2 separate regions of the Homo sapiens genome follow, and region 1 is linked to region 2. A link is an interaction called in ENCODE POLR2A ChIA-PET data of the cell type or tissue named here. Cell type or tissue: PC-9. All regions are shown on one strand. Region 1 has its middle 35 kb from the start of RHEB. Region 2 overlaps RHEB (Ras homolog, mTORC1 binding).

Evidence for each region. Peaks named below come from ENCODE experiments on the same cell type or tissue, not always from the same donor. Only the 100,000 strongest peaks of a DNase experiment are listed, where the experiment ranks them.
Region 1: POLR2A ChIA-PET joins it to region 2 with 9 read pairs; 8 of 35 experiments call an interaction of 5 or more read pairs at or near these places.

The regions. Positions count from the first base shown.
Region 1 is chr7:151,553,446-151,555,945 of GRCh38, forward strand. No RefSeq gene overlaps it. Among named protein-coding and RNA genes, the nearest start is that of RHEB, 35 kb to the left of the region's middle. In PC-9, no CTCF peak of the experiment used is centred here; no DNase peak of the experiment used is centred here.
Region 2 is chr7:151,502,598-151,505,097 of GRCh38, forward strand. All of the region lies in intron 1 of RHEB (Ras homolog, mTORC1 binding), which reads right to left. It also overlaps the pseudogene ETF1P2. Among named protein-coding and RNA genes, the nearest start is that of RHEB, 16 kb to the right of the region's middle. In PC-9, no CTCF peak of the experiment used is centred here; a DNase peak (open chromatin) is centred at 1,504; H3K27ac peaks cover 2,138 bases.

The DNA of each region.
Region 1 (2,500 bases), 51 kb after region 2:
ACGCTCCGTGTCTCCTCTGCTCTCTGCAGCTCAGGCAAGTCGGCCACAAGTGCAGGGCCCGGCTCCGGCCACTTCTTCCCCATTGGCCCAAAGGGCACAGGTGAGGACGGGGACAGCAGGAAAGGAAGGAAGCTGATCTGAGAGCAGCGTCAGCCCGGCTGAGAGCCCACTGCTGTGTGCCAGGGGCAGCTCCCATCCAAAGCCTTTCGCCCTCCAATGCCTGTGAGGCCCAGGAGGTGGCTTGAATGAGTGAGCTAGGGGGCCTGGGTGCAGGCAGAGGAGCAGGGCCTGGCCCATCGCAGTCCCCTCTCCCCACCCCAAGCTGTGACAACCGAAGATGTTTCCACATTGCCAAATGCCCCCCTGGGGAACAGAATCTCCCCTGGCCGCGAAGACCGTCCGCTTCCCTGAGTTTAGAAGACTAAACCTTCCTAAGAAATGTTCTAAGAAATTCTATCAGTTCAATACATTTACATCATAAACTCTTCTTAGAGATTAGAATGCGAAACAGAACCAACATCCTTGATTTGTGACATGCACCTGCCCTTATCCACCACCCAGGTGACATTCAGGACAATCCTCTCAAGTGCCCTCAGCTCCGCCTCAAGGCGGGGGTGGGACAGCACAGGCAGCCAGCGCCCACGGGGTCCCTCTGAGCCTCACCATGACGAGGTCAGGGCAGACACCTGGGGGTCACCCAGCAAGGGTTTCTCTATCTAGAACCACTTAAGACTTATTCCCTTCAAATCTCTCCTTCAATACATATTTACCAATGTGTGGCCTTTAACTAGACTTGGCCTCATTCAGGGCCACTTTCCCTTATTCCTACAAAGGCACTGAGCAGGAGCAGCACGCTCACCACAGCCACGCCTTCACCATTTGCTAGGAACAAATGCCAACCCTTCGCTGGAAGAGGGTACCAGGCCTTTGTTAGTTGTAGCCTGACAACAGGAAGAGGCTGCTCCAAGGCCAAGCCTCAGTGAGAGGCCTGTTGTGAGCCGTGCCGTGCCTGGCACAACTCAGGAGCCTGGAACAAGCATGCCTGAGGGAGACCAAGCTCTGCTGAACGAGCCTCGCGGGAATAGGAATAGGAATCGCGAGTACCTTTCTACATGCCCCGAAACCCTTTTCTAAAGCAAAAATATGCTATGTCACCTACACACCTAGATATATGCCACATCATCTATATAACTATACACGTGGTGACCTATAGTTATGTGTTGCTTACCCATGAGAATGCATTGAGAAATGTGTTGTTAGGTGATTTCATCTTTTCTTTTTTGAGCTGGAGTCTCGCTCTGTCACCCAGGCTGGAGTGCAGTGGTGCGATCTAGGCTCACTGCAACCTCCTTCTCCTGGGTTCAAGTGATTCTCCTGCCTCAGCCTCCCGAGTAGCTGGGATTACAGGTGCCCGCCGCCACGCCTGGCTAAGTTTTGTATTTTTAGTAGAGACGGGGTTTTGCCATGTTGGCCAGGCTGGTCTCGAACTCCTGACCTCAGATGATCCACCTGCCGCGGCCTCCCAAAGTGCTGGGATTACAGGTGTGAGCCACTGCGCCTGGCCTAGGTGATTTCATCTTTGTGTGAACATCATAGAGTGTACTTACACAATCCTAGATGGTGCAGCCCACTACATGCCTGGGTTATAGGTATGGCCTATGGCTCCTAGGCTACCAAACTGTACAGCATGTTACTGTAGACAACTGTAACACAATGGTATTTGTGCATGTAAACATAGAAAAGGTACAGCAAAATGCTGCTGTGATACTCTCATGGGGCCACTGTGATATATGCAGTCTGTCCTTGACTGAAGCATCTGTACATGGCCCACGACTGTACCTATATATGTGCCACGTCACCTGTATGTAGATATGTACTCTGCAGACACTCATGTGTTGGGTACACAAACAAGGAGCAGATTGATAAATTCTCTGAGTTTCAAAATTGTGTTGTTTTGGCAGCTTTGTGACTTTTTCCTTTCTCCCAAATATTACCATTAGCTTAAATCACAACCACTATTGTTTCTATGGGGAAAACATACACATTTGCTCTCCCTCTCATATTTGGACTACTAGGAAATGAAAAACTTGATACCTTAGCACCCATGCAAAAAACCTGTGTGGCAATTTTAAATTAAATATATTCATACTCAGCCAGGCACGGTGGCTCACGCCTGTAATCCCAGCACTCTGGTAGGCTGAGGCAGGTGGATCGCCTGAAGTCAGAAATTTGAGATCAGCCTGGCCAACGTGGTGAAACCCCGTATCTACTAAAAATACACACACACACAAAAATTAGCTGGGCGTGGTGGTGCATGCCTGTGATCCCAGCTGCTTGGGAGTCTGAGGCAGAAGAATCGCTTGAACCCAGGAGGTGGAGGTTGCAGTGAGCAGAGATCACGCCACTGCACTTCAGCCTGGGCGACAGAGCAAGACTCTGTCTCAAAAAAATAAATAAAATAAAATAAAATAAAAATAATAAATACATATATTCATACTTA
Region 2 (2,500 bases):
TACTTTCAGATGACAGCAAGTTTGGATTCATTGTAATAGATGGTAGTGGTGCACTTTTTGGCACACTCCAAGGAAACACAAGAGAAGTCCTGCACAAATTCACTGTGGATCTCCCAAAGAAACACAGTAGAGGCGTTTTGCCCGTTTAAAAATGGAAAAGCGACATAACTATGTTCAGAAAGTAGCAGAGACTGCTGTGCAGCTATTTCTGGGGACAAAGTGAATGTGGCTGGTCTAGTTTTAGCTGGATCTGCTGACTTTGAACTAAGTCAATCTGATATGTTTGATCAGAGGTTACAATCGAAAGTTTTAAAATTAGTTGATATATCCTATGGTGGTGAAAATGGATTCAATCAAGCTACTGAGTTATCTACTGAAGTCCTCTCCGAAGTGAAATTCATTCAAGAAAAGAAATCAATAGAACGATACTTTGATGAAATCACCCAGGACACGCGAAAGTACTGTTTTGGCGTTGAAGATACACTAAAGACTTTGGAAAAGGGAGCTGTAGAAATTCTAATGGTCTATGAAAATCTGGATATAATGAGATATGTTCTTTATTGCCAAGGCACAGAAAAGGAGAAAATTCTCTAACTCCAAAGCAAGAAAAGGATAAATCTCATTTCACAGACAAAGAGACCGGACAGGAACATGAGCTTATCGAGAGCATGCCCCTGTTGGAATGGTTTGCTAACAACTATAAAAAATTTGGAGCTATGTTGGAAATGATCACAGATAAAATGCAAGACGGGTCTCGGTTTGTGAAAGGATTTGGTGGAATTGGAGGTATCCTGCAGTACCGAGTAGATTTCCAGGGAATGGAATACCAAGGAGGAGACAATGAATTTTTTGACCTTGATGACTAGACATGAGTCTGGCAAAACGTGCCTCACCCTCCAGCATCCAACCCAAGAAGCATACCCATGGTGGAATTCTAACAGATCCCTGCCTTACAACTGAAACACTTCCAGAACTTTATCCATGAGTACTGGTTATTGAAAAGATAACTGAAACAAAACCAGACCCAACCCCACACTTTGTTTTGTCATGGTGTCAGCGCAGCAGCCTACAACTAAGTTCCTAAATGCCACTTTGGACTAATTTAAACAAGAATCCCAGTTTTTACTTTTACTCGATGGTGAAATTCGTTGCTCTTGTATTTTATGAAAAAAAAAAAAATTTTTTTAAGCCTTCATATACAGAAGTAAAAATATTTTAACTGCTGTAAACCTTCAAAAGTTAATAGAAGTGAGATCATACTGGTTTTTTTCTTATTTTGATTGGAGAAAAATTAAATTGCTGCATTTCGCAGTGATCCATTTACATGGCATTCCCAGCTTAGACTGCATAAGAAATAGATGTGGTGAAATGTTGGAACCATTTCTCTCTTGGTCTGTTTAATGTTGAAAGGGTGAGCTAATAGGAGGCAATTTCAACTTCACTCCCTCAAGCTACCCTGTCTCCCTCCAGACTGGCAGTTTCAAGGATGCAAACTGCATTGCAAAATCAAACTGACTCATGAAGCATTTGGGCCAGTGCACTGTTTACTTCCATCTGTTTGCTGACACATTTGTGCCCAGCGTTTGGGAGCCCTTTGTATCAACGTTCTGACAAGTGTCCCTATAACCTTAACCTACTCGAAACCAGTTTGGGTTGGATATGATGGGGCTTCTGTGCTATTGCTGGGATTGGGGGAAATAAAACATGCAATTTAAGTGGGGGGAAAAAATCCACCCAAAGGGATACAGGCATCCCTTGGTATACAAGGGGGACTGGTTCCAGGATGCTTGAGGATAGCAAAATCCGAGTGTGATGAAGCCCTGCTTTTCACCCTGCAGAATCTGCATATATGAAAAGTCGGCCCTCCATACATGTGGGCTTTGCATCCAAGGAATACTGTATTTTCCATTTGCATTTGGTTGAGGAAAAAAAAATTCCTGCCTATAAGTGGGCCCACACAGTTCCAACTGTGTTGATTAAGGGTCAACTGTCCTATTAAGCAATACAAAGGAATTAAATACTGGTATATGTACACATGAATAAATCTCAAATGTGTTGTGCTAAGTAGCCAGACGCAAAAAGCTGCATAATATATGGTTCCATTTATTGGGCATCCTGATAAAGACAAAACTATAGGATAAAAACCACAAAGGGGTAGGGGGCTAACTAGAAACAGGCACAGGGCGCTTTTTGGGTTGATGGATTGTTCTACAGCCTGATTCTGGATGTAGATGACTGCAGACTTGCCAAAACCTGTTGAATGCTACCTCAAAAAAAAAAAAGAAATTTTCTCAAAGTTTTAAATGTTATTTTTCCTTTCTTTTTACAGGTGTGGGACCTCAAGTTTTTTAAAAAATCTTCACCCTTACCTCATACATAAAAACTAACTAGAAATGGATCAGAGACCTAAACATAAAAGCTAAAACTACAAAACTTCTAGAATATGAAAAAAAAAACCCAAAAAACAAAACTTTCTCAAGTCCAACAGAGCTTAAAAGTG